Regions from separate parts of the Homo sapiens genome. Here region 1 is linked to region 2. Evidence: chromatin loops called from intact Hi-C (ENCODE). Cell type or tissue: pancreas. All regions are shown on one strand. Links, peaks and the distances in the headings refer to the core of each region. The heading gives the core; the rest is flanking DNA.

What was found. Peaks named below come from ENCODE experiments on the same cell type or tissue, not always from the same donor. Only the 100,000 strongest peaks of a DNase experiment are listed, where the experiment ranks them.
Region 1: a loop joins it to region 2, with 3 times the contacts of the local background. A loop is called at or near these places in 5 of 110 quality-filtered maps.

Annotation. Positions count from the first base shown.
Region 1 is chr18:79,926,653-79,942,337 of GRCh38, reverse strand. SLC66A2 (solute carrier family 66 member 2) reads left to right here. Exons shown (of 6, transcript NM_025078.5): 4 at 8,316-8,369. Among named protein-coding and RNA genes, the nearest start is that of SLC66A2, 17 kb to the left of the region's middle. In pancreas, for the core only: a CTCF peak has its summit at 8,359 (motif pointing left); a DNase peak (open chromatin) is centred at 8,377; H3K27ac peaks cover 1,265 bases.
Region 2 is chr18:80,149,777-80,165,461 of GRCh38, reverse strand. It overlaps PARD6G (par-6 family cell polarity regulator gamma), which reads left to right. Exons shown (of 3, transcript NM_032510.4): 3 at 4,856-8,230. The coding sequence ends at 5,691. The region is part of intron 1 of PARD6G-AS1 (PARD6G antisense RNA 1); the gene reads right to left. Among named protein-coding and RNA genes, the nearest start is that of PARD6G-AS1, 9.7 kb to the right of the region's middle. RefSeq lists a silencer at 5,643-5,712. In pancreas, for the core only: CTCF peaks have their summits at 5,636 and 7,536 (motif pointing left); DNase peaks (open chromatin) are centred at 5,271, 5,471 and 7,512; H3K4me3 peaks cover 328 bases.

The sequences.
Region 1 (15,685 bases), core at 5,708-10,707, 220 kb after region 2:
GGGCCAGTTAGTGTCGTTGGGGCCACAGAGATGAGCTCCAGCGTCTTTTCTGCGGTGTTCTGTTCTTTCTCCCCATTCACGCCATTCTCCTCTCCTCTGAGTCTCTGCTCTGTTCCCTTCTATTGTGTTTTGGGTTTGAAATTACACCAGAGATGGTACTGAGGATACCACAGATCTTGCCTAGAAAGCAGGCTTTTAAGAACCAGCCGGATTCCCCGCATGAGGAGCTGCGGTTTTACATTTCTGCTTAGGTGACTCGGTCTTGCTCCCCGCAAGGCTTTGCTCCTTCTCTGGACCTGAGCTCCTCATGGCATGTTCCCTGCCCCTTTGAACCTCAGTATTTAACTTGGAACAAGAATGTTCTCACTGTGGGAGGGCCGGCTGGCCGAGAGAACGGTTTGTGCCTAAGATGCCCAGTGCGTTGCTGGGAGTTTCTGCTGTCCTCGGGCTCTGGACATTTGTGCCTAAGATGCCCAGTGCGTTGCTGGGTGTTTCTGCTGTCCTCGGGCTCTGGACATGAGGCCAGACCTTGTGACCTTGTTGGCAGTGGGCAGTGGCTTGATGTGAGGTCCCAGAGACGGCAGGTTGTGAGTGTCCAGGCAGAGCAGCCAGCGTGGGGTTTAATGTGAGTGTGTGTTGGAACACTGGGATACCCCTAGAAGCGGCATCGTAAGCTCCCCACCTGCATTCATTTTACCAGCAGGTGCAGGTTCAGGCTTGTCTCAGAGGACCGTTGGATAAGAAGGGAGTGGGATGGTGGATGCCTGGCGTTCTGTGTCACTTCTTCCAAAGGAGTACTTCTCTTCTGGTTACCCAGGATGAGTTAAAAATGTGAGTCCCAGTTTCCAGAGCTAGGCCTGGAATCTGAATTTTAAACACCCTCTGTGGGTGTACAGAATAATGGCCCCTGGAGACGTCCGTGCCCTGATCCTGGGAACCTGTGACGTGCCACTGTACATGGCAGAGAGACTCTTGAGGGGGCTGGTCCTGGATTATCCTGTGGTGTAACCTAATCTCAGGGGTCCTCAGACGTGAACAAGGGCCGCAGAGGAGATGGTCAGGTGCTGGAGCTGAGGGCCTGGCTCTCTGCCATGGGTCGGCCGTCGCTTTACAGGCAGCAGAGCCCCCGACCACGGGGAGCTGAGTTCTGCCTGTACTTGAATGGGTAGGAGACACAGCCTTGGTTTTAGTTCAGGAGACCACTGGGCCTCTGGCCTCCAGAATTAAGATAATCAGCCTGCATTGTGGCTGCCACGTTTGTGGTACCTTGTTATGGAGGCGATAGGAAGCTGGGGCACCCTTTCCTCAGGCCTGGAGTATTTGGGAAGCAGTCCAGGGCCGCCACGAGGGGTAGGGGGCCGGGCTCCTGGGGTCAGCCTGGGTGACCTGTGCCTGCCCTCCCCCGGGGAGGACTGAGAACCAAGCTGCATGACTCCTGGGCCCCAAATGACCTCAAGTGGGACATCCGCTCTTGAGCTCTGTGTCCTGGGGTGTAGCTGTGTGTGTTAAAGAATTCTCAAGATTTACCTCTGCAGCACTCTTAATATTGGAGTCCGGTTTGAGTTTATACATGTCCACGTCCCCTTGGTGGATGGGCCAGGCCTGTTCCTGCAGGGCGTCTTGATGAAAGGTGTGGGCTCATGTCCTCTCATCTGCCAGGAGAGGGGAGGGCAAGGCAGGAACATCACTGGAGTTCAGACTGAAAGCTCTGGCTTCTGGCCGCCCGATCGGTAGCTCCTGCAGCACAGCCCCATGCCAAGCAAGGTGGCCAGCCTTGTCTTCCTGTCAGCGGCGTCACCTTTAAGGGAAGGTTGTTGGCTCTGAACATGTTCTGTTTTTTTTTTTAAGCTTTTAAGTTCAGGTACATGTGCAGGTTTGTTATATAGGTAAATTGTTTGTCACGGGGGTTTAGTGTACAGATTATTTCTCTAACTCCTGAACTCCTGACCTCAAGTGATCCACCCACCTTGGCCTCCCGAAGTGCTGGCATTACGGGCGTGACCCACTGCGCCCGGCCAGTGTGCAGATTATTTCATCACCCAGGTATTAAGCCTAGTACCCACTGGTTATTTTTCCCGGTCCTCTCCCTCCTCCTGCTCTCCACCCCCCGACAGGCTCTAGTGGCTGTTGTTCCCCTCTGTGTGTCCATGTGTTCTCATCATTTAGCTCCCACTTACACGTGAGAACATGCGGCATTTGGTCTTCTGTTCCCGTGTTAGTTTGCTAAGGATGATGGCCTCCAGCTCCATCTGTGCTCCTCTAAAGGATACGATCTTGTTCTCTTTTATGGCTGCATAGTGTTCCGTGGTGTATACGTACCACATTTGCTTCATCCAGAAGAAAATCTAGATGATTTTCATTGATGGGCATTTAGGTTAATTCCAAGTCTTTGCTAGTGTGAATAGTGCTGCAGTGAACATATGTGTGCATGTGTCTATAGTAGAGCGATTTATATTCCTGGCGTTTATACCCAGTACCGGGATTGTTGGGTTGAATGGTATTTCTGGTCTTTGAGGAATCACCACACCATCTTCTGCAATGGTTGAGCTAATTTACACTCCCACCAACAGTATGTAAGTGTTCCTTTTTCTTCACAACCCCACCAGCATCTGTTATTTTTTTTTATTAATAGCCATTCCGACTGGTATGAGACGGCATCTCATTGTGGTTTTGATTTGCGTTTCTCTAATGATCAGTGATGTTGAGCTTTTTTTCATACGCTTGTTGGCCGCATGTATGTCTTCTTTTGAAAAGTGTTCATGTCCTTTGCCCACTTTTTAATGGGGTTATTCATTTTTTTCTTGTAAATTTAAGTTCCTTATAGTTGCTGGATATTAGACCTTTGTCAAATGCGTAGTTTGCAAAAATTTTCTCCCATCTGTAGGTTGTCTGTTTGCTCTGTTGATAGTTTCTTTTGCTATGCAGCAGCTCTTTAGTTTAATTAGATCCCCTTTGTCAATTATTGCTTTTGCCAAGTACATTCTTGAGCCTCACCCTGAGGGTGAGGACATGCCAAGGGGGATCATGGGCCTTGAGAGGCACAATTCTTGGCAGACCGATGAGGACATGAAAATAACTTATGAGGAAACGTTTGAATAGCTGCATTTCACTGTGCTCATGGATGGTCAGACGACCTAATGAAATAAAAGCGGAAATGTTTTCCAGCTATCTTTTATAGGGATTTTAAGTTTTGAAGGTCACAAATTCAGTTTGAAAGTTAATATAAAAGAAACATAAATGGTATTAAGAAAGAGTAGGTTACTTAAAAAATTAGATACATAATTTGTTGTCTGATTATAAAGAACAGTGCATGCTCATGGTAGACATTTGGGGAAGACAGAATATAAAGTAAAACAGCTTCTGGCCGGTCGCAGCGGCTCATGCCTGTAATCCCAGCACTTTGGGAGGCCGAGGTGGGCGGATCACGAGGTCGGGAGTTCGAGACCATCCTGGCCAACATGGTGAAACCCCGTCTCTACTAAAGATACAAAAAGTTAGCTGGGCGTGGTGGCGCATGCCTGTAATCCCAGCTACTCAGAAGGCTGAGGTGGGAGAATCACTTGAACCCTGGAGGTGGAGGTTGCAGTGAGCCAAGATTGGGCCATTGCATTCCAGCCTGGGCCACAGGGTGAGACTCCATCTTAAAAAACAAAACAAAGCAAAACAAAAAAACAGCCTCCACCCCACCCTCCAGAGGTGACTACTTTGAACCTCGTGGCATGCTTTCCAAGTCTCTTCCTTTTTTCTTCTACAGTCGCCTTTCACAAAATTGGCATAATTTTCAAAATTATGATCAGACTTTAAAAAGAAACCCTCATTCCACTGAGATGTTTTCCCAAGCCCTTTTTGCTGTGAGTCAGGGTCAGAGCCCCTCACTGGAGGGAGATGTCCCACAGGGCCCCGAGTGCCCAGCCTGAGGAAGGCAGGGCTGGCATCAGCACGGTGCAACCCCTGGGCGGAGCTGAGCCTCTTCGGCCAGGCCATGGCTGACTGCGGTTGGGAGTGAGTGCACACCTGTCTCTCGTGTGCTGGGTTATTTCTTTTTACCTTTCACTTTGCATTATGGAGAATTTCAAGCGTTTACCAAGTAGGTAGGGTGGCATAAAGTCCCGAGGGTGATTGGACCCACAGTTGCATTCAGGTCTCCTTCCTGCAGGTTTTTCTTTTTTCTTTCTTTCTTTTTTTTTTTTTTGAGACAGGGTCTCACTCTGTTGCCCAGGCTGGAGTGCAGTGGTGTTATCAAAGCTCATTATCACCTTGAATTCCTGGGTTCAAGCCAAGCGATCCTCCCACCTCAGCCTCCCAAAGCGTTGGGATTACAGGTGTGAGCCCCTGTGTCTGGCAGTATATACGATTTTGTTGTTTAAAAATCCGTGGGTTCTCCCTTAGCTCCTCTCAACTTTGCCCGTGGTCTGTATTGCGGCATCAGTGCCACCTGCATTTTTAACAAGATTGCTGAGTACTCCTGCAGGCTGAGTTTTGGGAAGCCCTGCAGTGGAGATGGCACTCCTGGTGTTTCCTCGTGTCTTTATGTCCCTGGGATGTGGACAAGGACAAGGTGTTCTGTCCTTGGCTCTTTCTGTGAAAGAGCATTTTAAAAAGATAGCGGACCCTGAGGCCCTATCGGATCCAGGTTTGGTTCTTGTGTTTCGCAGGATGGTTGCGTCGTTCCGTCGGAGGTGCGTGTGGTCAGCGGCCACTGTGGGGCTCATGCTGAGGCCGTCAGCTCATCAGGGGCTGCAGGATGTTTGTTGTCTGTTAGCTGGAGCCCCTCTGCAGAGAAATGGGCGGGTACCCATTGTTCAGCTATCCACAGGTGTAATTTATAAAGGAAATGCGGGTCTCTTTACCAGTTTTCAAAGTTGGTTCCCTAGCATCTTGCAATGATGAGTGCATGTTTCTGAGTCATTCTGAACATGTGAGTTGGACGTTTGGTGTGTTACTGGATTATTACGCTTGTTAATGCTCCAGTTCTTCCCTCTGGCCGGGGAGCCGCGTCAGATGCTGCTGGGCCCTTTCGACCCAGCATGAGGGGTCTCGCTTCTACACAGGATCCTGGTATAACAGGGTGCTCGTGTGGCGGCTACATCTCCTGCCCCAGACCTAGAATCCGTCGTTTCTCCAAGGAGCTCTGGTATCTGGGACACAGTGTTTGGAGACCACGGCCTAGGCATGTGTGAGGGTTGGCCTACAGGTTGATTTTTTGGCTTTTTCAGTGGATGGAGCTAGGGAGTTTTTTTTGGTGAGGTGAAATACTTCATGAGTGGACACCAATTCTTTCCATTTGACTTCAAACCTCCAGGCCTGGCTGTGTCGCTTAGCCTGAGCTCTGCCTCCCTTCTGCCCTCAAGGACCCCACAAATAATGGAATGTGGCATCCTCATGCCTCCCTTAGCCCTCTCTGTGCACGGCAGTCTGAGGGTCACCATGCCAGCGCCGGCCTCCCGGTTACTGAAAACGTTTGTTTTATTGGGGGTGGAGGTTTATATGCTCAGGATTGCACATCCTCAGGACACTTCCCGCTGGGAACGGAGGTCAGGTCGCTGCTGCATGATACGTCACCAGGAAACAAACGCACCTTGTCAGGGGTGCACCAGCAACTGGATACACGGGGTCATTTGTTTCATTTTAAATATTGCTTTTATAAAGTTTAACTTTGTTTTATCATGTACTTTTTTCCTTTTAAGTTCCTCTTAGGGGTTATTTGAGAAATAATTGTCTGTGGCTCAAAGTCAGGTGGTTGAATTTACTTGAAATTTGTCCCAAATCTCAACACTCAGTTCCAGGCTGGAGGCCAGGGAGAGGGAGTGGCTGCTGGTTAGTCAAGGGTTTCTTTTTGGGGTGCTGAAGATGTCCTGAAATTAGATAGTGATGGTGTTTGCACAACTGTGGATATCCTAAAAACCATTGAATTGTACACTTTAAACAGGTGAGTTAGTTATAATTCAAGAAAGCTGGAAAATGTGTTGTATGTAGGGGTCATGTGCCATCTTGCATGCATTTTCAGGGGTTTATTGAGATTCTTGGACGTCACATTAGGAATCCCTGTATCTGCCTGTGTACCTCCCATTGGGGGCTCGCCTGGGCCACTGTGATCATGTGCTCTTCCCTGGTCCCAGGCTGTCTGGCACCTCCCTGTCACTATCACCCCTGCACTCCCCATACACGCCGTACCGACAGGGTACAGTGCAAACCTTCCTTCATGTGCCAACAGCAGTGGTCTCCAGTCGTGACATGGACCAAAGTCCCAGGAAGCAGGTGATGGCCTCTGTGGCCCAGCCAGCCTCCTTCCTGCTGGCCATGTGGAACCATAACTTGTTGTGTCTCTCTTGTTCCAGTCTCTTTGGCTACTCCACAAGTTACCCCAAATCTTAGGACTTGGAAGGACAACAATTATTTTGCTTGTGAGTGCATTTTGGGCAGAGCTTGGCAAGAATAGCTGGTCTCTGCTGTCCTCAGGAGCATCTGGGGAGGCTCAAAGGCTAGGGCTGCAGCCCTTGAAGCTCATTCTCTTGCTTTTTCTCTCTCTCTCTCTCTCCCTCACTCGCTCTTTGGCATGGCTGGTGCTAGCCATCTATCTGCTGGGACCTCCACCCAGGCTCTGCTGGGACACCCACCAAGGCCTCCTCATGAGACCTGGGCTTCCTCACAACATGGCGGCCAGGTCCCAAGGGGGAGCTACCTGAGAAAGCAGGTGGAAGCTGTATCTTTTTTATGACCTAAGTCTTGGAAATCACAGCATTGCTTCTGTGGACTGGAGTGGTCACAAGCCCACCCATGATCAAGGGGAGAAGACACTGACACCACCTCCTGATGCCGAGTGTGGAGGAAAAGGAAAATGTTGCTGGGCCCTTTTTGGATCCTGAGTGCCTGGTCTGGAGGACGTGTTCAGCACAGATCTGTGGAAGTGTGTGACTGTTGAAAATGTTCCTGGCAGCTCTCTCAGCATCAGAACTCTGCATTCCATCCTACACAAACGTGGATCTGATCACACTGCTTTCCAGGCAAGGAGCCTCAGGTAGCTTGAGGCTGTGCCTAGGACACAGCCTGGTGTGGGATGTGACTCTGCAGCCTGAACCATGTCTTCTTCCCCAGCCTGCCGGCTGGCTGCCTCCCACCATTGCCTGTTCACAGTCACACCTGGATGTGAGAAGGGAAACAGTGTGGACTGAGCAGTCCTGCCTTGGGTGGTCCCTCCCTCCCACCCCTTGAGGATCTTGGTCTTTAGAAGAGGCGCCCGTGGAGAGGGATGTTGTCTAAATCAAAGCAACAGAGAGGACGAGCTGAGGGACCCATAGAATCCAAGAGGCAGTGCTGGGGGAGGCTGAGGGAGGAGAGAAGACTGCACTTTGTATGCTGCATTGGTTTATAAAACCCTCAAATTTGGTAGAGATATTGCAGTTCCTGCCTTGTGAGTGGAACAACACCCTAAGTCCAAGTAGCAGAGGGCAGAGGTCAGAGGTCACCTCGTATTTGCTTTTAGCTGTTCACTTGCAAAATTTCCATTTTAAGTCTACATTGCCTGGGGCAGGCAAACACAACCTTTGATCCTACTTCTGCTTTCTGATCCCAGGACTTATTTGAGTCTCTTGTTTATCAACTGTCTTCAATCCCAAACCCCATGGGGCTTCCCAGGAGCCACCTAGAGGCCACACTGTTTTCCAGGACCTTGGCTGCTGTCTTGTCCTGGGGCTGCGCAGATAGGAAGGTTGACTTATAACCTGTCATTGCCAGTGCTGGGCCCTGGAGGGTGCTGGGTCCCTGTCACATTGTCCCTGTGTCTGTGTCTGTGCAGAGGTGCTTGTCAAGTGCATGTGCGGAACCAGCTGTCCTTTTACAGCAGAGTGTACTCTGAAAACAGCTTTATCAGGCAGCCTTCTGAAGAGTTTTGACCTGGGGCAGCTATATTGCAGCCGCAGCTTGCATACAGATGAGTTTCTAGGAAAAGGGAAGCAGGATCTGCCTGGCTGCTTTCCATCAGCACAGCACGCTTGTGACGGGCTCCCATGCTGCCTTTCTCCCGAGAGATTAAATGGAAATGTGGTAACTTTCAATTTTTGGCTCAATTTTTCTCCCATTCTCCCCATTCACTTTTTTATGATATTGGAAGAGGTTAGGTTTGCAGAAAAATAGTTCAGAAAGTGGGTTTTCTAATGCACAAAAACCAAAATCTTGTGATCTTTCTATTCTGGTTTGTTTTTTTTTTTTTAAAGAAATGCAAAAAGTTCTGGGAACACAGCTGTTTACCCATGTTAAAACCAGTATGTTTCTGTCTTTTTCCCCTTTCTGTTTCTGTCTCCCTTTTTAACGTGTAGCTGCAGATAGCAAGGATGAAGAAGTCAAGGTTGCCCCCAGGCGGTCCTTCCTGGGTATGTACCCTGCGCGTGCACTGTCCGCAGCACGTTCCTTTTGCTTCATTCCTGCAGCTGTACTTCCTCCTGTTGTTGCTTCCATCTGTGCATGTGCGTGCGTCATCTTTACCAAGCGTGGCCGAGTCTACAGCAAACTAATCAACTCCTAGCTCTGCTGTTTTCAAGCATGAAGTAGTTACTAGAAGCCTGTCCATGCTCTTCTGTGTGTGGGGAGATGGGGGCGGGAAGGGGAAGCAGGAGGGAGACAGGAAGGGAGGAGAAAAATTTAGATGACAAATTTTGGACTTTGTTAAATTTATTCCAAAGTATTTTATCCTTTTTGATGCTATTGTAAATGGAATTGTTTTCTTAATTTCAGTTCTGCTGCTTCATTGCTACTTTATAGAAATGTAATTGATCATTGCATGTTGATCTTGTATCATGCAATTCTGCTGAACTGGTTTGTTCTAAGAGTTGTTTAGTAGATTCTCTATATATGATTCTGTCATTTGCAAATATAGTTTTAATTCTTCCTTACCAATGTAGTTGCTTTTATTTCTTTTTATTGCTTATCCTGGTTATAGGCGGTGAGAGTGGATGCACCTATCTTATTCTTCATTTTAGTGAGAAAGCATTCCATCTTTCATCACTAAGTAGATGTTAGTTAATGGATTTTCCATAGTTGCCCTTCATTAGGTTAAGGCAGTTCCCTTTTATTCGAGTTTGTTGGGTGTTTTTATAATAAAAGAGTTTGCCAAATGCTTTTCGTGTCTGTTGAGATGATCATGTGGGTTTTATTTTTTATTCTACTATGATGATGTACTACATTGATTGATTTTTGTGTGTTGAACCAACCTTGCATTCTTGGGATAAATCCATGTGGTCATGGTGTCTAACACTTTTTATCTGTTGCTGGATTTTATTTGCTAGTATTGTATTGGGGATTTTTTGTATCTGTATTCGTAAGACATGATGGTCTGTAGTTTTCTTGTGATGACTTTGTCTAGATTTAGTATTAGGATAATACTGGCCTTATAGAATAAGTTGGGAAATGTTCCCCTCCTTTTCTATCTTTTTAGAGTTTGCAAAGGGTTGACACTAATTTCTCTTTAAATATTTTTAGAGTTATCCAGTGAAGCCATCTGGGCTTGGGCTTTTCTTTGTGGGAAGTTTTAAAATTACGAATTCAATCTCTTGTTATAAGTCTATTCAGATTTTTTGTTTCTTTGTAAGTCAGTTTTGGTAGTTTGTATTGGAATTTTTCCATTTCACCCAAGTTATCTAATTTGTTGACATATAATTTTTCTTAGTATTCCCTTATAATCCTTTGTATTTCTGGAAAGTCATTAGTAATGGTTCCTCTTTTATTCCTGACTTTAGTAATTTGATCCCCTCCTTTCCTTTCTTTTTTTGGTCAGTCTAGCTAAAAATTTGTCAATTTTTTGTTCTGGTCAAATAACCAACTTTTTAAAAGGTGTTTCTTTTTCTTTTCTTTCTTTCTTTCTTTCTTTTTTTAACACAACACATCCACATTGCCTATCAGAGAACCAATTTTTGGTTTTGTTCATTTTCTTTATTGTTTTTCTATTCTGTGTTTTATTTCACTCCAATATTCTTTCATTCCTTATGCTTGCTTTGGTTTTAATTTACTCTTTTTCTTAAGGTGGAGGTTAGAACATTGATTTTTTTTCTTTCTTCCTTTTTAATGTAGTTATTGACAGCCATAATTTCTCTCTAAGCAGGTGCTTTACCTGCATCCTATACTTTGGTGTGTTGTGTTTTTGTTTTCATGCACCTAAAAGTATTTTAAAATTTACTCCAAGATTTCTTCTTTGACCCACTTATTAGGAATGTGTTAACTTCCACATATTTGTGAATATCCCAAAATGTCTTCTGTTATCGATTTCAAATTTATTTCCATTATAATTGTAGAATATACTCTGTATTATTCCAGTACTTTTATTTATTTATTTTTAATATTTGGAGACAGAATCTTGCTCTGTTGGCTGTGGTGTGATCTTGGCTCACTGCAACCTCTGCCTCCTGAGTTCAAGCAATTCCTGTGCCTCAGCCTCCCAAGTAGCTGGGACTATAGGTGTGTGCCACCGTCCCTGGCCAATTTTTTTTGTATTTTTTGTAGAGACAGGGTTTTCACCATGTTTACCAGGCTGGTCTCAAACTCCAGAGCTCAGGGCACCCACCCACCACAGCCTCCCAAAGAGCTAGGATTATAGGCATGAGCAACCACGCCCAGCCAGATTCCAGTACTTTTAAATAGAGGCACATCTTATGGCCTAGCATATGATCTGTCCTGGAGAATATTCAATGTGCATTTTGCTGTGGTTGGGTGAAGGTGGAGGGTTGTCTGTTAGGTCAAGTCTATGATTTATTGTTCTTCTGTGTAGTTGTTACGTCCATTACTAAATGTGGGTGTGGAAGTCTGTAACTATTTTTGAATTATCTTTTTCTCTTTTCACTTCTGTCAGTTTTTGTTTGATGTATTTTGGGGCACTGTTGTTTGTTAGGGACGTATATGCATATTTTCTCTTTTGACATCTGTGTCTTCTGACGTTAGTGTCATCACATGCATGTCTCCTGTGGTTGCCATTTGATATATTCTTTCCATTGTTTTACTTTTAACTTTTTTATGTCTTTGAATTTAAAATGAGTCTTCTGTATACATACGATGGATCTTTAAAAAAAATCCATTCTGGCAATTCTGCCCTTTGATTTGATTGTTTATTTCATTCACACTTAATGTTATAATATGTTCAGATTTACATCTGCTACTTTACTTTCTGGTTTCTGTATATCCTATGCCTTTTCCCCTTAGCTGTTGCTCCTTTACAGCTTTCTTTTGTATTAAGTAAATATTTTCTAATGTAACATTTTAATTTCTTTAAATAATGTTTTCTGAATTATTTTCTTAGTAGTTACTTGAAGGCTTACAATATTCATCTTAACTTATCAGAATCTACTTCAAATTTATACTAACTTAATTCCAGTGACAGGAACCTTACTCCTACATGGTTCGATTTCCTCCTCCCTTTTTAAATGGTATGATTATTATACATATTTTGTCTACATATATTACAACCTAACAATATATTTTTCTGATTGTTCCTTTATATACATTTTATGTCATTCAAGAACTTGAGAAAAGAAAGGAGAACAAACATATATTATGGAGTTATTATATTAACCTTATTTACCATTTGTGGTTCCTTTCATTTCTTTCTGAGACTGAGTTACCATCTACAGTCATTTTCTTTCTCTAATACAGTTTTGATCCCATCTCATTTGTGCTATTAATATTATTGTCAAATATATTACATTTCTTTATGTTAAAGGCCCCCAAACAATACAATGCATATTGTTTCATGCAGTTACTTTTTAAGTCAACTAAGAGAGGAAAGGAGAAGACATGTGACCGATATCATCTTTTATAATAACTTACATCATTGTCTTTACCTGTACTCTTTTTTTATGTGGATTTGAATTGCGTCTGATGTTTCTTGTTTTCAGCATGAAAAATTTGTTTTCTGTAAGGTCTGCCTACTAGCAACAGATTTTCTCAGTTCTTGTTTATCTGGGAATCTTTGTTTTCCCCTTATTTTTTAAAAAAAGTTTTACTAGATGTAAGAATCTTGGTTGATGATTTTTTTTTCTTTTCAGTGCTTTGAATATGTTATTCCACTGCCCTCTGGACTCCATTGTTTCTGATGAGAAGTCAGCTGTTAATCTTATTGGGGTTTCCTTGTAAGTGATAAATTATTTTTCTCTTGCTACTTTCAAGATTTTGTCTTTGTTTTTTGACATTCATCATTTAGACTGTGATGTGTCAGGGTGTGGATCTCTTTATCAGGTTTGCAATTTGTTGAGCTTCTTGGGTATGTGGATTAATATTTTCATCATATTTGGGAAGTTTTCAAAAGTCATTATCTCCTTGAATTTTTTTTTCTGCTCCCCTCTCTCCTCTCCACAATCTCACCCATTCTGCATGTGCCGGTGCCCTTTCCTGTCATCCCACCTTTCTCTGAGACTGTGTTCTTTTTTCTTAATTCTGTTTTCTGTTTGTTCTTTAGGTTGCATAGTCTTTATTGATATTTCTTTGAATTCACTGATTCTTCTGCCAGCTCAGTCTGTTGTTGAGCCCTTATAGTGAGTTTTAAAATTTTAGTTGTGCTTTGCAATGCCAGAATTTCCACTTGGTTCTTTTTTTTTAGAATTTCTGTCTCTTTATTGATAACCTCTATGTGATCAGTTGTTGTCATCATATTTTCTTTTAATTCTTTATGCATGGATCCCTTTAGTTATTTGAACATATTTATAATAGCTATTTTAAAGTCTTCTTCTACTGAGTCCAACACCTGTGCCTCTTCAAAAGCAGTTTGTGTCCTGCTTATTATTTTTTTCCTGTGTGAACCACACTTTTCTGTTTCTTTGTATAACTCATTTTGTTTTCTTGTTGCAAGCTGGACATTTTAGGTAAACTATAGTAGCAGCTGTGGATACAGATTCCCCCACTTGGGGGAAGGATGACTTACTGTTTGCTTGTTTGTTTTGTGATTTGGCTGGACTAGTGCAGTCTCTGGGCCTCTTCTCCCTCAGATGTGGTGGTTCTGGCTGGCTGTGACCCTCCCTGATCTTCCCGTTAAGCTTCTGGTGGTCAAACCAGCTGTTGGCCTCCACTCATTGATGGCTGCTGGCTGATTTGATGATGCCCTGGGGGATGTATTCCCCACAGCTGGGCAGGGTGGCCATTGGGGCCAGTGTTTGGTGGTGGTTCTGTTCCCAGGAGTGCTCCTCTTGGTTGTCCTTTCTGGTTCTGTTTGATAAACTTTGAGCTCATCATGGAGCTTCTAGCTCCTCTTAGTTGCTGGCTGCCGAGGTCTCTGTTGTTTTTGTTAGCATCCTTACACTTGAACTTGTACCTGCTCTAAGCAGGGAGTCCCTCTAGGGAGAGCTACGGAGCTCTCTATCCTGATACCGCCATCCCCAGGACAGAACCTCTGGTCCTCTGAGGGTGACAGCTCTGCTCTGAGTGCTGCATGGGAAGTGAGTTGTTGCCTCTGGTCTTCTTAGTTTGCCCCTGCTTGTGTGGAACCTCTCCCAGTGAGCAAGCTGAGGCAGGGACAAGGGATGCTCAGTGTCCTCTGCCCCTGCGCCATGGGTGGGGGCTGAGTGGAGGAAGGGAGCCTGGGCAGACAGGAGCTGAGCAGGCGATGAAGAGCTCGGGTGCCCGCCACTGCTGCAGTGGCACTGGGGGAGAGGGAGCCTGTCTTCTCGGTTGCCTGCTGGGAGTAGAGCTTTTGTCACATGGGGATGGGGAAGCAGGTTGTGGCCCAAGTGTCACGAAGTTGCTGTTCCTGCTGCCACTTAGGTGGTTTTCTTGGATAAGCGTTTCTCCATTCGCCGTGTGTCCCTAAGACACGTTAGGGACTTTAAGTGGGTGCTGTTTGTAATGTTCACCACTGGCAGTGATGTTGCTGGAGAGGGTCTGTGGAGAGCCTCACACTGCTGTTCTGGAAGAGCCTACTGCCTCTGTTGTTTCTGACCTGGCTGAAACCCTGATGGCTGGAAGCATGAAGAAGGTTTCAGGCTGGCAGAGCAACGCTCTTGAGTTTCTGTTCAATGGCTACATTGAGTAAACGCAGCAGCCAAGCATTCTCCATGGGGTGTGTCATGGAGGAACTCCTGGAACTGTCCTGAAGTCCTCTTTAGAAGTAGGTAGCCCAAAACTTTCATTTTAAAGTGACTTGGGGAAAACTGTTTATTCCAGTGCCATCTGGGCTGGGGCCTTTCTGGGCTGTTTCTGCTGTGTATGATGCTGTGTTTGTGTCCTGATTTCGGGCAGAAGCCGTTCAGGCTGGAGGGCCATGGCTCCCTTGGCCGCGGTGACAGCCCAGCCCCTCACCTCTCTCACCTGTCCACCGTTGGGTGCCCCACTGAGCAGACTCTGAGCAAATGAGGGGCCCGGAGATGTCAGTTAGGGTAAAGGGGGGAAAAGGCTCCTGAAGATGAGAGGAGGCTGAGAGCAGGCAAGGCCATTCTCCCAGGGCCTCCCTGGCTCTAGCTGAGGCGGCTGCAGGAATGTGTCTCAGCAGCTGTTAGGGCAGTGCGGCGGTGAGCGCTTGTCTGTCTGGGCAGCCTTGGGTTGGGACGCGGACACCTGTCTCGGCAGTTGCTTGATTTGTCCTTGCCGAGTGGGAGGGTGTTTGTTTCCCGGGGTCCTCTTTGGAAGCCGGCACGGCTGGCCCTCCCACTCTGGCCCTAGACGTGCTCAGTCCCCACTCAGCCTGTCCCACTCACTGGGGTTGGGGCGGGGGCTCTGTCACTCCCCGAGGGTCTCTGATGTGGGTCTCTCTGCGTCGTCCTCTGGCCCCAGCTGTGTCGTCTGCCTGTCCCTGTTGCCGCCTGCTGCACAGGTGGCAGGATTAGAGGGGTCAGCGAGGCCAGTGCCGGCCTCGAAGGCTAAGAAGGGCATTTATACTCATTCTGCAGCAGGTGGTGTGGCCGTCTTTGTTAAAATCCTTTTGCGTCCCTGATCCTTAGGATAAAGTAAAAGTCGGCCCTGGTGGCCTCGGGGGCCTCTTGTCTGTGCTCTCCTGACTGTAGCCTGTGCCCCTCAGGTCCCTCCAGATGAGCCCCTGTGTGCCTGCCCGGGGCTCTCCCGACTGTAGCCTGTGCCCCTCAGGTCCCTCCAGATGAGCCCCTGTGTGCCCGCCTGGGGTCCTGCTGAGCCCTGCCTGCAGCTCCGGGTCTGGGCAGTGCCTGTTTGTTCCCTCCCAGGTGGCCGGGCCGTTTCCAAGGACAGGCTCTGCCTGCTCAGCTGGAGTGGGGTGGAGAAGCAGACGCAGCAGGTAGGGCTGGGACCTGCCCTGAAGGGCAGCTTGCAGGAGGTCAGGTGAGCCTGGACCAGGGATTTGAAGGAAGTGAGAAGTTTTTTCGTTTTTTTGTTTTTTCCTGGAGAGTCGATTTGTATTTTTAAAAATACTGAAACAGTCACAGAGTTAAAGTGGGAGTATGATACAGTTTAGCTGCTGGGAATGGCCGTCACTCCAGGGAGCGCCAAAGTGCTTAAAAGAACAGTTTCTTTGCCAACACTTGTGGTCAGTAACCTGTAACAGAGCTACAACTAGGAAAATTAGAGTGGTGGTAGTCACTCATTTAAGAAGTCATTCAGGTAAGCAGCTGCACCGTCTGTACCCCTTAAGTAGCAAAGAAGCTGTTACAGTCTTCTGAAAACTATCACTGTGAGTGCTATAATTCTGAATGTAATGTTTCTTAATTAGAATTCATACAAGAATCATGAAAAAAAAAAAAGAGCAATT
Region 2 (15,685 bases), core at 4,483-9,482:
ACAATATGAAATCAGTGCACCTTGAAAAAGAACAGAATAACAGTGATTTTTAGGGAACAAGGGAAGACAACCATAAGGTCTGTCTGCAGGGTCAGGCAAAAAGAGCCATATTTTTCTTCTTGCAGAGAGCCTATAAATGGACATGGAAGTAGGAGAGAGATCACTAAATTCTTTTCTTAGCAAGGAATATTAATATTAATACCCTGGGAAAGGAATGCATTCCTAGGGGAGGTCTATAAATGGCCACTCTGGGAATGTCTGTCTTATGTGATTGAGATAAGGACTGAGATACGCCCTGGTCTCCTGCAGAACCTTCAGGCTTACTAGGGTGGGGAGAAACTCTGCCCTGGTAAATTTGTGGTCAGACCGGTTCTCTGCTCTCGAACCCTGTTTTCTGTTGTTGAAGATGTTTATCAAGACAATATGTGCACTGCTGAACATAGACCCTTATCAGTGGTTCTGCTTTTGCCCTTTGCCTTGTGTTTGTTGGATGCTTATCAGTGGTTCCGCTTTTTCCTTTTGTCCTGTTCCCTCAGAAGCATGTGATCTTTGTTAGACCGTTATTAGTACGTCTGCTTTTTGCCTTTTGAAGCATGTGATCTTTGTACCCACTCCCTGTTTTACACCCCCTCCCGTTTTGACACCCTTAATAAAAAACCTGCTGGTTTGAGGCTCAGGTGGGCATCACGGACCTACCGATAGGTGATGTCATCCCTGGTGGCCCAGCTGTAAAATTCCTCTCTTTGTACTCTTTCTCTTGCTCAGCTGGCTGACATTTATGGAAAATAGAACCTACGTTGAAATATTGGGGGCAGGTTCCCCCATTACATATCTTCAAAAGGTTTAATTTGAGGTTGGCTAGGATTATATTTTACATTATTGTTAGGTGGGTAAACAAGGCTCCCCTCTGCTCAAGTCCTTGAAGGCCCAGGACCCCCCAGTTTCATCCTCTTACTATGGGCATGACATTCAGTTGTGACGTGAAGAGCAGTGTGGACCCGGTGGAAACACCCAACCATGAAAGTTAAAAGCTGGAGCCTTTTAGACACATGGAGAGCACATCACAGAGGCAACGCCCCTCACAGGTTGGAGGGTTTGGAGTGCAGGGGAGGGATTTGCAGTAGTTGGGACTTGGCCAGGAGGAGGGGCTGTTAGGATGGCCCCTAAGTGTTTTGAGGGAGGAGAGGCCCACTCAAGACTGTGGGGCCCATGGACAAAATACAAAGGCCAGGTCCTCACTCCCTGCTTAGTCTCTCTGGCACCAGAGCCAGGGGCTGTTGGGCACCCATTCTAGCCTTGAGGAGGTGAGGGTCCAGGCTCTGTGTGTGGGGTGCAGCAGGTGGGGTAGTTATTGTCCACACGTGTTCCGTCCTTTTAGGCTGCCTCTTTCTGATCTTTGTACAGACAGAGCAGACTTTTGATGGGGCTTTTTGGTCTATGCCTGTTGGTGCATCCAGGTTGCTGGTGCCTTCAGCTCCAAGTCTGGGATGACAAGGCTAAAAGAAAACCCAAGGAGCTGCTGCCATGTTGCTTCTCCGGTCCTGAGGCCCCAGCTAGTGCGACTTCTCTCCTGCGTCATCTTATATTTGTTGTTTTGTATGTAACATCCAGGGTTTTTGTTGAACTTAGGAGGGATGGGAAGAACTACATGACTTCTGGGAAGCAGAGGTCCACACACTTGCTTTTATTGGTGCAGGGAACCCTGGTCTACCTAAGTGATTTATAAGCCCCTTACGAGGAGGGGCCCGGCCCGCTGTGCCCTTCTCTGTATCCTACAGTTCTGGGCTTGAGCCTCAATCCAGTCCACCGTGCACCACGGCCAGAGCACTTGCTGCCCTGTGGGGATGGCCGAGATGCTTCCACCTGGCCCTTGTGACGCAGACAGGTTTGTGGTTTTGGTGGAAGGGAATGCACCATGCGGAACAGGGGTGGGGCTCCCGGGATGGGTGGCTGTGAACTGGGACTTGAAGACAAGCGGCTCTCAGAGGGAGGTGAAATTGAACCTCAAACTCTGTGAGTCAGTGGTAGAGAGAAAGAGGATGCTTGGAACAGTAGGTGTCACCTCTCCCGGGCCAAGCCTCACTGTACTCTGCCCGTGTGTGGGACAGGCGGCCAGGCTGTTTCACACATGGACACACACCATTTCTTACTCCCCTACCCTCAGCATCTCAGGCCTCACCTGCCCTGCATAAAACCTTAGTCTCTTCTCCTGGGCCCTGCTGCTCGTGGCTCTGAGCACAGGGCCTGAGCATAGGGCCTGTCCTCAAGGAGGAGCATGTGGATGGCCACCTGCACCACAATGTTCTTGCAGGCATGAGTTTGCCAGAGGGGTTGCCTTCTTGAAAGTGCATAGATTTGTCATCCAAGGAGACCCCTTGGGAAGAGCCCGTATCATGGAAAGCAGGCAGAGCACTGTGCCTCGGACACTGCCACACTTCCATCTGCGGCCCCATGGATCCACAGTCCCTCCCACTTAGAATGAGCAATCATGAGGCAGATGCCTTCAGTGAGGTTTAGCTTTTAGTCCAGGGAGAGCCCACTCTGTCCCAGGCCCTTGGTTAGTCCAAACCTGCGGCAGCAGCCAGACCAGATGGACTCTACAGGTAGTCTCTCCTCATCACGGGAAGAGGAGCTCTGTGCCACTCACCCTCCGGCGTCTTCTCTTGAACTTTGTGTTGTTGATCCCCACACCCCGGGCAGCATAACTGCCACCTCCCCAGATGCCCCCGCACTGTTCCTATCATATCCTGTGCACATCCAGTCTCACGGTGTTCTCCATGTAGCTGTATGTAAAATTCAGTCTGTATCTCTCCCACTCGCTTCATGGCTACTTCAGGGCAGGGACTTTATCCACTCACCTGTATCCCTGAAGTCACTGAGTAAGGATTTGCAGTGTCTATGAGGTGCAGAGAGGCCGGGTGCTGGCCAGGAACCAAGATCCCATTTCTATAAAACAAGCACAACCATAGCCACATGTACGTGTGAGTGTGCAAGAAAGGACTTGACAGACATGCACACCCAGCCCCGGTGGTCACAGCTGGGAAGAAGTATTACAAGTGTCATTTTATTTTTTTATTTTTGTGGGTACATATTAGGTATATATATTTATGGGTTACATGAGATTTTGATACAGGCATACAATGCATAATAATCACGTCAGGGTAAACAGGGTTTACAGGTATAGTTTTTAAAAGTCATCTTATTTCAAAAGTCCTTCCAGACCTTACTGTGTCAGTGGGTAATAAATTATGCTGATAACTGATGACGGATGGGTTCCGTCACTGAGCAGCATGTGTTGAGTGCTGGCCAGGATGCCAGCTCCCAGGAAGACAGTCCTCATGCTGGGGCATCCCGGCTCCAGGGTGCATTAACCCTGCTGCCTGGAGCATGTGCCAGAGCCTGTGCTAGGGCCTTCTCGTTGTCTAGGCAGCCATGGGCTCTGCTGGGTTGAGAGATGTGATGCCTGAGCATTGGCCTCCTCTCCAAGCTGCCTGAATGTTGCCTCCATGGTGGAAGTAATTTGTCTTCGAGTCCTTTCCAGAACTGTCAACCAGCATTCCCCATCTCCAAAGCAAGTCATAATGGGCCCTGCCTGCTCACTGAAATGCAGAAGCCAGACTGACCCCTGGAGCCTGGAGGTCTCTGCTCTGAGGAGCGCCTGTTTATGGCATTGCTTCTGCCTGGGCTCCCGGTCCTACTGGCTTTCACTGGCAAAGCAAAGATGTGAGCCTCCCCAGCCCAAAGAGCAGGCTGCTGTGGATGCCACCAACTCCACAGGACCAAGCCTCACAGAGCAAGCCCTTCCCTCTGCTCCCCGAGACGCCTGTCTTACAGAGTCGTGTGTGTCAAGAACAAGAGGTTTCATATAAAAATTAATGAAACAAGATTTTTTTTCTGACATGAGGAAAATGCATTATTCAGAGTTTCCAAATGCCACCAGTCTCTTCACTTAAAATTTTTACTTTAGACTAAGCTCCTTACGTTTCTGCTTGATTAATTCAGTGGACTTTCATTTTATTTTGCAGTAGCCCAACTTTAGGGTAAAGTTTACACACTGCCACAAATGTGTCATGCCACAGGCTGGCAGGTGTGGGCAGGCGGATCCCACAGGGTCCCTGGGAGACCTGAGGAAGAGAGCTGCACAGCCCCCATGGGAGGCTGGGCATATTGGTGAGCCTTGAGGCTCCATGTGCCTACAAATAGCACTGACTGTGCGGGACCTCACAGAAGGGAAGCAGCCATCCTCTGATCCCACTCCTTCCTCTACTCATCTCCCCTCATCAGCTGCTAACCAAAAACGCAGGGAAATGCTCACACGCCCGACTGAGTGACACATTCAGGGGCCTTGAATGCTGGCTAGAAGACACTGTGGTGGGGCTTGCGCATAGAAAAGAAGAAAGCAGGAAAGGTCTCTCTTAGTTGTAATTAACCTTAGAAAAAAACGAGCCTCCGTCTTACAGTTGAGAGAAGGAAATATGGGAGAATGGGCAAAGCTTAAGAAGTCCCCAGTCCAGCCTGCTGCCTCCCAGAAGGCTGAGGCACTCGCCAGCCCTCCAAGCCCTAAACCCTCCACTGCCATTGATTCTCTCTGCTGCAGCTGCCTGCTAGCACCTTTTAATCTCTGAGTTCTTTGGTTTGGTGCCTGTGGAGCTGTAAGGAGAGTGCTAGAGAGTTAATTTTAGGGGCTGCACTTGAGCTTGCCTGATTTCAGCTCAGCCTGCAGGTCTGGAATGCTCCTGTGCACCCTGGGTGCTTCGGCGTCACGCAGATGGAACAGCAGTGCCAGGTGTATGACGGCCGAGGGCTCAGGCGGGGCTCGGTTGTGTGTCCCCTCTAACTGTCCCCTCTCCCGCAGAGGAGGCCGAGCGTGGCAGCCTCGGCGCGGGCTCGCTGTGCAGGCGGAGGCGGGCGCTGGGCGCGCTGCGTGATGAAGGACCCCGGCGGCGTGCACACCTGGACATCGGCCTCCCGCGCGACTTCCGCCCCGTATCATCCATCATCGATGTGGACCTGGTCCCCGAGACGCACCGGCGAGTGCGGCTGCACCGGCACGGCTGCGAGAAGCCGCTGGGCTTCTACATCCGCGATGGCGCCAGCGTGCGCGTGACCCCGCACGGGCTGGAGAAGGTGCCCGGCATCTTCATCTCGCGCATGGTACCCGGGGGCCTGGCGGAGAGCACCGGGCTGCTGGCTGTGAATGACGAGGTCCTGGAGGTGAACGGCATTGAGGTGGCCGGGAAGACGCTGGACCAGGTCACGGACATGATGATCGCCAACAGCCACAACCTCATCGTCACCGTCAAGCCCGCCAACCAGCGCAACAACGTGGTGCGCGGCGGCCGCGCGTTGGGCAGCTCGGGACCGCCCTCGGACGGCACCGCGGGCTTCGTGGGTCCCCCCGCCCCGCGCGTCCTGCAGAACTTCCACCCCGACGAGGCGGAGAGCGATGAGGACAACGACGTCGTCATCGAGGGCACACTGGAGCCTGCACGTCCCCCCCAGACCCCGGGCGCGCCCGCAGGCAGCCTCTCCCGGGTCAATGGCGCGGGCCTGGCGCAGCGGCTGCAGCGGGACCTGGCCCTGGACGGCGGCCTCCAGCGGCTGCTCAGCTCCCTGCGGGCCGACCCCCGTCACAGCCTGGCGCTGCCGCCAGGCGGCGTGGAGGAGCACGGGCCCGCGGTCACGCTCTAGACTCCCGAGAGGCCCCCAAATCCTAGCTCCAGTTCCCCGGTAAGGACAGGGACAGGACCTGCAGACTGCATCCGCTCATTTTTTGTTGTTTTTGTGACCACAAAAACAACGCTGCTCTTTGTTTCAACTTCCGGATATAAAAACACAAGTATTGCCTATTTTTATAGAATTTCGCCACAGAACTTAAAATGAACGCCTGTAGAGACACTCTATACCAGGCCTGAGTGCAGGTCTTGGCGCCTTTGCAAAGTGATAGAAAAGATCTGACCAAGTGCAAAAAAATGCTTTTTAAAATTTTTACAAATACTTTGTTTTTAAAGTGAAGCTTTAAAATTACTTTTTTAAAATAGTCAAATTCATGTTTTTAAGTAAGTTGGCCCATGCAACATATCTCAGCATTCTTGCTGTGCTCTCTGCTGACTTGCAGGCGAGGCCGACTGTGCTGATGTACGTGACAAGAGGCTGGTTTTTAATAACGAATGCAGCCAGGTGCAGTGGCTCACGTCTGTAATCCCAGCACTTTGGGAGGCCTACGTGGGCTGATCACGAGGTCAGGAGGTCGAGACCAGCATGGCCAACATGGTGAAACCCTGTCTCTACTAAAAATATAAAAATTAGCCAGGTGTGGTGGCAGGCGCCTGTAATCCCAGCTACCTTGGGAGGCTGAGGCAGGAGAATCGCTTGAACCCGGGAGGCAGAGGTTGCAGTGAGCTGAGATCGCACCACTGCACTCCAGCCTGGGTGACAGAGCAAGACTCTGTCTCGGGAAAAAAAAAAAATACACCCAAACCTGTCCATGTACAACCATGGAGATGAATTCCAGATTTTCACACTGTTCATAGTCATAATTCGGTTGGGACAGGAGAGCTCCCACCAGCACACTTATGGCACCCGCAGCTGTGGAATTGTTCCGGGGCTTTTTTTTGTTTGTTTTGAGACATAGTGTCTTGTTCTGTCATCCAAGCTGGAGGGATCTCAGCTCACTGCAACCTCCGCCTCCTGGGTTCAAGCAATTCTCCTGCCTCAGCCTCCCAAGGAGCTGGGACAGGCACATGCCACCATACCCAGCTAATTTTTGTATTTTTAGTAGAGATGGGATTTCACCACGTTGGTCAGGCTGGTCTTGAACTCCTGACCTCAGGTGATACGGTCCCCCCTCAGCCTCCAAAAATGCTAGGATTATAGACGTGAGCCACAGCACCAGACCAGGGGCTATTTTTGTGACCCACATAGGTGGCCCATTCAGCCTCAAGGGGAAATCCAGGGTAGGAAGCAGCAGCTCTGCTGGACTGGGCTCAGCAGTCCCATTTGGGATGTAAGCCTCTATTGCCTCTAAGATGACCCTTTTCCTGTGGGTTGACTGACTCTGAGGGCGATTTCGGAAATGTTTTCAGCAGAAATGAAGGATAAGCATCGCACATGTCCAGCAATGTCTTTGAGAATGCAGTCATTTGCACGTGAGTTCTCATCTTTGTTTTCTGAAACAGACGTTTCTTTTAGTAAGTCACAATACATGCTAATTTTCATTTCTAGAATGGTCACTGGCAGTTCTCACTTTTAACTATAAGAAGTCACGTGGAACTTAGTGATTTTTAACAAATACTAAATTCATCCTCACTTTATGTTGATCTTCCAGCAACGTTTATATATTTAGTAATTTTAAAAATTCCTATTTGATACAATTAAATTTTATATAATGTGTTTTGCTTGAATAAAATGTTACATTTATACTTTGAGAACTCTGACCAAATCTTTCATACAGATACAGGTAAAGAAATATTTTTCTAGGTTGTCGGAGCTGCGTACCTCCCGCTGCTTCTCCTTGTGGTCCAGCACCACCTGCTGGTCAGTGGCAGAACTGTCCTGACTTCGTGAACATGGAACTGCTAAGAGGGAAAACTGCATCTCAGCATTTTCATTTTTTCTGAATATTAAGTGAAAAGCAAGTTCTATTTTTAAGAAATAGCTTTTGCTGAGGAGTTGTGAATTCCTGCACCTGTGTTTGATGTTATTTGTATGCAATGGATTGCTGGCCCTTTGTTCCTAAGCAAGAGAAGACCAAAGATGCTTCCCCATGACCTCTCCGGTGAGGATCCGCACCCCCCGGACTTGCTCTCTGATGAAGGGCATGTCGTTCAGTGCCCCAGCAGTCAGAAGCAGTTTTTGTGGAACTAAAACTAATAATGTTACCCTCACAAAGGAAATGTTCTTTTACTAAGTTATTGCTGATTCTTGAATGTCTGTTATATAACTGGGTCGGCTATCAAGAAGGAAGGTTATATTTCTTATCACATTTTAAGTTGTTAAGCAAATGTGAGTTTTTTTTTAAGAAATGAGGCTTTCACTGAGATTTGTGTGCTATTCATAATTTTAGGAATTACTGCTTAGAACAGCTGCTTGGGTGTATTTTTCTACACAGGTCTGTACTTCTGCCACTTTCTCCTTTTAAAAAAACAAAACTATGCATATTATGTATTAAAGTTTTCTTGGTTTTATATATCAGAGAATAAAAACTTTTTTGACTTTTGAGTAAACAAAATGCATGAATATTTCACCTGTGTTCTAAGTGGAAGAGAATACCAGAGATAAAGTAATCCCTCAAAGAGAATGACAGATTTATCAAGTGCTTATCATGTACCATCTTTCACGGAATCCGCACATACTCTCTGAGGGACGCAGATGAGAAAATGGGCCCAAGCTCATCAGATAGACAGATGACAGTCCAGAACCCTCTCTCGAAGTCTTTTTGAAAAAGCTTTTCTGAATATTTATACAGCACACAGTCCTTCCTAAATGTGCCCTGGTTGGCACGGTTTTCATTAACACTGTCGTTCTGGCAGCCATCAAGAGTCAAATTACAATTACAAATTCAGTTACTCAGCAAATTACAGATGTGATCACATTGAGCACCAGCATCCTGGAAGCAGCACAGGTACCCTACTAGGAGCTTCACAAGTACTCGCCACCTGCTGAGTCCCCACAGCAACTCTGGACTGTCGGCAGCTGGACAGTTGACCCCCACAGTCTGATGAGGCAGGAGTCAAGTGCCAACACTGGGTACACTCTCCAAAACTAATGTCCGCTTTCAGCAGGATGAGATACGAGGCTTAAGTGTAAGCAGAGGCCACATGTGCCCCTGGCTGCCAGCCGGGTGTGGCCTCAGGCTTGGGTTTCCCTGACCTGATAGTCCACATCATATGGCAAATTTATTCACAATTTGGTGAGGGTATTTAATATTTTATGGTTTCACATAAAATGATCACAGCGAGTGAGAGTTTTGTGGCAAGGTGCAAAAGTATCTAAAAAATGCCATGATTGTTGTGAAATCTATATTAGCGAAAATCTAAATTTTCCAACAGAAGGACATGTAAGTTACCTGCACCTCTGTGGAATGTTTTTAAAGGATGCAAGTATGAACTAAGTGTGGTAGGGTCAACTTTTGATCCTTGCATTTTAAAAGTTGGCACTAGTATGAAGTTTTTTATGGCAGCACTAAAACTCACACGGTCTGAATAGTTTATTAAAATGGTGTAAGGCTGCACTAATGGCCAGTTCCCAAATGCACTAAGATACTTAATGTGTACCATTCCTACTGAAAGTATGAACCTACTTAGCTGATTTCCAGCTTGCCCATTTCTGGAAAGGTAAGCTGCTCAGCGTGAGCTCAAGGACCTCCTGTTTCAAACAAACCGGAGGGTGAACCCTCGTCCCCTCGAACAGCTTGTTTAAAGAGCACCTGCTGGTCAGGCACAGTGGTGCATACCTGTATTCCCAGCACTTTGGGAGGCCAAGGCGGGCAGATTGCCTGAAGTCAGGAGTTCGAGACCAGCCTGGCCAAGATGGCGAAACGCCAGCTCTACTAAAAATACAAAAAAATAGCTGGGCATGGTGGCGTGCACCTGTAATCCCAGCTACTCTGGAGGCTGGGGCAGGTGAATCGCTTGAACCCGGGAGGCTGAAGTTGCAGTTAGCCAAGATCACACCACTGCACTCCAGCCTGGGCAGCAGAGCAAACTCCATCTCAAAAAAACAAAACAAATAAAAGAGTGCCTGGATTACCCCAGAGGCTCTGATTTAAGGAACTTGGGTGGAGTTTGAGAATTTTCATTTCTAACAAGTTCCCAGTAGATGCTGATGCTGCTGGTGCAGGAATCACATTTGAGAACCATTGGCTAATCCCCCAAGCTTATAGGACTTGCCTATAAACTTGGACTTGATGACCGAGACCCTATCCAACAAGCACATAGGATTTCCCTCTAGGATGTTATGTGCTGGTATCAATATTGTAATTTCACATCAGGTAACCTGCAAAAGTATTTCCTAAGTGCACAAATACTATTTTTTGAATTATCTCCCACCACCACCATTCTGGCGCCACATCTATACACCTAGTCTTCTTAACGTTCTCCTTTATGCTTTGAACATCTCCTATTTATTCCTGAAGACACTCCAAATCAATATACAAATTCTTTTTTCCCTCTTACCTTTCCTCATTTATCTTGTGTTTTATTCTCCTTTATCCTCATGGGGAAAAAAAAAACAACTTGAGGGTATTGAGAATGTTTTCAATACTGAGCCATGTTCCCAAGGAGAGACATAACTCTATAACAGTAATAAAAAGCAAACATGATTCATCATTGATCTTGCAACCCAGAAAATGAGTGCCATTTTCCAAATTTGCTTTCCCAGGGAGCTTTGAAGATAAACACATTATTTCTTGACTTGAGTCCCCTTGCTCTCAAGACAAAGTGCCAGGCAAGAGCTCTTTTACAAGAATTGTACTTCCAGTAGACTGTCAGGTGAGCTATTAAGCAACATGGCCGTGATGACAGAAAAGTCTGTCTTACCACTTCAGAGCCAAATTACACACCCTATATGAAACCCATCTGAGGCCAGACTGCAGAGACCTAAACGTATAGATGAGAGGATCAGAGTATGGAACCTCCTTTCTCATAATAAGACTGCAGCATAAGAAGGGCACAGTGCCATGTGATGGGACTGCAGAATGCCAGATGTATGACAGGATCAGAATCCAAAATTGACTTCCACAAAGCCAGACCACAGGGAGCACCACACACGAATGAGGATAATATCCAAAATCAACTTCGAATTAATTAGACTCCAAAGACCAGCACACACTGATGAGAGAATCAGAGATGGAAAACCACCTCCACAGAACTGGGCCACAGAGATTACCAGTCATAAAAAGAGAACTGCACAGAACCAGACCGCAGAAGGCACCACATACATGGATGACAGGATCTGAGCCCCAAATCTACTTTCAGTAACTGGGCTGCAGATCCAGAACCAGGCCACAGAGGGCACCACACCAACTAATAAGAGTACCTGAGTCCCAAATCTACTTCTGTGTAATGGGTGGTAACAGGCAACAGGCGAAACACTGAAACCCCGACTTCATGCCCTCTGCTTGCCACGACGGTTTTGCATTTGTTTCCCATGCCAGCATAAGCTCTTTATTCAGAGGCTGTCATATTCTCTCTGATGTTCAGTTACTAACGATTACTAACGATCCTACTTAGTGTGGATGAGTAAACCAATGTTTCCTTGGAGTTTATGCTTCAGAAACAGGCAACAAACAAAAGATAACACATAATTCATTTATCAATAAATGACAAGAAAAACAGAGCCAGAAGGAGGATATTGTAAATTTTTACCATTTACCATTACTTTTCAGATGAGAAAATGAAGGCACACTAATATTTCTAATATCACACAAATACTTTTCAGAGCCATAATTTGCACCTGTATGTTCTGGCTTAACTGTTTTTCTCACCCCATCTATCAGTTTGTAGAAATGCAGGCTGGGTGCAGTGGTTCATGCCTGTAATCTTATCACTTTGGGAGGCCAAGGTGGATCTCTTGAGCTCAGGGGTTCAAGACCAGCCTGGGCAACACAGATCTTGTCTCTACAAAAAAATGTTTTTATAATTAGCCAAGTACATTCTCTTTGCCTAAAATAAAAAAAGTAGTCCCAGCTACTCAGGTGGCTGAGGTGGGAAGATCGCTTGATCCTAGGAGGTCAAGGCTGCAGTGAGTTATGACTGCACCACTGCACTCCAGCCTGGGTGACAGAGTGAGACCCTGTCTCAAAAAAATAAATAAATAAAAATGCAATGTTTATCCACACAGTCTGGCTAAGGAAAGACACCATCTACCACCTTTGGTTTATTCGGGAATGCATCTTCACTGTCTATTCTAGCCAGCAATAGGCAGACTCTGCCATCCAGTGTAAGTGACTTCATTCCTCGGTCAAACATTGGAATTAGGCCAGGCGCAGTGGCTTATGCCTGTAATCCCAGCACTTTGGGAGGCTGAGGCAGCTGGATCACCTGAGGTTGAGAGTTCGAGACCAGCCTGACCAACATGGAGAAACCCCGTCTCTACTAAAAATACAAAACTAGCCGGGCGTGGTGGCACATGCCTGTAATCCCAGCACTTTGGGAGGCCGAGGCGGGCGGATCACAAGGTCTGGAGATGGAGACCATCCTGGCTAACACAGTGAAACCCCGTCTCTACTAAAAATACAAAAAAAATTAGCTGGGCATGGTGGTGTGCGCCTGTAGTCCCAGCTACTCGGGAGGCTGAGGCAGGAGAATGGCATGAACCTGGGAGGTGGAGCTTGCAGTGAGCTGAGATCGCACCACTGCACTCCAGCCTGGGCAACAGAGCGACACTCCGTCTCAAAAAAACAAACAAAAATTTGGAATTAAAAGTCTGCTTATATGTAAAGGGTCACTCAAGTTACTGTTGAAAATATGGAAGGGAATATTCCCTGCTCAGCACCACTGACCCATAGAAAGACAATCAGTGAGAAACGGGCAATCCTTTCTCTGAGCATCCTGTTTCTTCACTTTCTTGGAATCATGATTTTTGTATTTGAAAGTATTTTGGACAAAGAATGTCTTAGGTGAATGCTACTACAATAGTAATCTAAGCAGAAATCTTACAGTCATCCTTACTAGTAACCATTTTTTTATTTGTATAAATCCGTGGGGTACTAGTTTTGGATACCCTATTCAGCATGCATACACTAACGATAGCTGATGATCTTAAAAAAAAAAAAAAAAAAAAGGTCCGTGCATAATTGGATATATGCACACAACGTGTGCTGGTCAAGTGAGGGCTTTTAGGGTATCATCACCCAAATAATATACATTGTACTCCTTAAGTTCTCATCACCCACCCACCTCCTACCCTCTCACCCTTCCAAGTCTCCAATGTCTGTCATTCCACTCTCTACATCCATGTGCACACATTTTTTAGCTACCACTCATGAGTGAGAACACATGATCTTTGTCTTTTGGGATCTGACCTGTTTAAGATACCGACCTCCAATCTATGCATGTTGTCACTAAAGACATTTTTATTCTTTCTTAGGACTGGATAGTATTCCACTGTGTATATATTTATCCCACATTTTCTTTATCCAGTCATCCCCTGATGGACACTCAGGCTAATTTCTCTATCATTGCTATTGTGAATAGTACTGCGATAAACATAAGAGTGCATGTATCTTTTTGATATATTGATTTCTTTTCCTTTAGGTAGATACACAGTAGGAAGATTGCTGATCAAATGGTAGTTCTATTTTTAGTTCTTTGAGAAATCTCCACAGTTTTCCATACAGGTTGTACTAATTTACATTCCCACAGTGTATAAGAGTTCCCTTTTCTCTGCATCCTTGCCGACATCTGTTTTGGGACTTTTTAAATAACAGCCATTCTAACTAGGGTAGGATGAGATATCTTGTGGTTTAATTTGCATTTCTCTGATGATTAGTGATGTTGAGCATTTTCACATATACCTGTTGGCCATATGTATGTCTTCTTTGGAAAAATGTCTATTCATGTCCTTTGCCCACTTTTTAATAAGGTTATCATGAAAATTATGCATGGACTTTTTTTTTTTTTTTTTTTTAGCTCATCAGCTATTATTAGTGTTAGTGTATTTTATGTGTGGCCCAAGACAATTCTTCTTCCACTGTGGCCCAGAGAAGCCAAAAAAGTTGGACACTGTAGCATGAGTGTTTTGCACACTTAGAAACATGCATCACCTGCACCCTTTTGTCCAGACAATTTCTGGACAATTCGTACAAATGATGTGACTTACAACGAACCCCCGATTTTCTTCCGGGGTTCTGTAGCCTCCTGTGTGCCTATGGGACCAATCCCCCAAACCACACGCAGGAGTCAGGCTCAGGCAAGCATCCTGGTGGACAGCACCTCACACATCATCACAGCTCACTGCTGGAGGAGTCAGGAACATCCCTCCTGACTGCCCTAGGAGAGGGTGCTCACAACTCACACAGGCTTCCTGCAGCCTTTGCCTTGTGCCTTTTCCCCTTACAGTGTCCCCTTAGGAAGACTGTAGCCATGAGCAGAATGACTTCTGAGGCCTGTGAGTTCTTTCTGAAACTCACTAAACCTGAGGGTGGTCTTGGAGATGATCTTTCTCTCTCTCTCACATACAAACATACATGTGCACACACGCATTTACATCTCTATTGATTCTTCCTTTCCTTGTTTGTAAGAAACCTGCTCCCATTATCCTTAATATACTCATGTGCTGATCAGTCCCCTGAATGTAACCACCAACCTCCCGTCACCACCACCACCCTCTTCCCCACACAGGTGCCCTCCCCCATCTCCAGGCCCGATGCCCCTTCACAGCTACCTCTCAGCCTCCCAGCCCCACTCACACTGACAGGGGCCATTCTCACCTTCCCCAGGGGACCCTTCCTCACCACCCTGCTTGGCTCCACAGCCAACTCCAAGCCCCACCAGTTCTTCCTCTGCCAGTTGGAGCCCTCTTCGCTCTGCCTCAGTTTAGGGCTGAGAGGGAAGGAAGAGGATGAGGAGAGGAGAAAGGACGGCTTCTGAAGCTTCTGCACCTGTACTGCTGCACTGTCTTACCACATTTATTTATTTACTAGAATTATTTCAAGAACCTTTAAACTTACCAGACTCTGATCCCAGGTCCTGAACTTAACCCTGAAGTCTAATTCTGTGCCCCTAAACTCTTCAATGCTCCTCAAATGAGCTGTGCCTCTCATATGTCTATGTCTCAAAGGTATTTTGTGCTGTTGCTTGGCCTGAAAGGGACTGCTCTGCACTTCCCCTGCAGCTTCCCTTCACACTTGAGGTCGGCTGTGCTGCCTCCCTCTGTGAAGCCTTCTCTGCTCCTCCTGGAACATCTGCCTTCCCCCTTGCTCCTGTGTATTGATGGAGCACAGGATCATGGCTTTAGAGCTGGGAGCTCTTTGAGGGGTAACTCCATTTCATTCATGTTTTGTCCCCAGCATTGGGCAGGATCTGATGGACATATAGAGACTAAGCCACTGATGGTATCAGAACTAGTTTCAGGAAAGAGGAAGGAGAAATGATGGCTCACCATCCCATCTCTGCAGGCATAATGGCGGTCACTGGTCAGCCATGGGACCAAGGTAATCAGAAAACTCTATTAAAACTTGCTACATGTGGTGTTAAGGCTTTTTTCTTCAACAATTATTAAATATGAGTCTACACACAGGAAAAATAATACTTGTTTGCTCTCTCCTGGCCCCTTGCCTGCCCCAAAGCAGTCTCCTCACCTCAGGGTGCTGGTGCAGGGCAGCATCACCTCAGTGAACCACTCCTGTGGAGTACACACCCCAACACTTTCTGCTTAGCAAATGCAAGTGGTAGAGAAGAAAAAGCAAACTTCAAGAACATTGTTATGAGGCCAGAGGGGAGGAGTTGTCCCTGTCCCACACACTTTTTGTTAATTCCTTGCCCTTATGTTTCAAAAGTAACAAAAACATTAATTGCCTAGAACTTTGCTGTTGCAGTGATCAACAACCAATCAGATGACCCACTTTTTTTGAACTTTGATACTTGCACAATCTAGCAGCACCTAATTTCAACAATGACAGCAACAACTTTATATACAATAAATTGGGTAAATAGGGTTAATCCCTTTTTCCAACTGGTAGCAC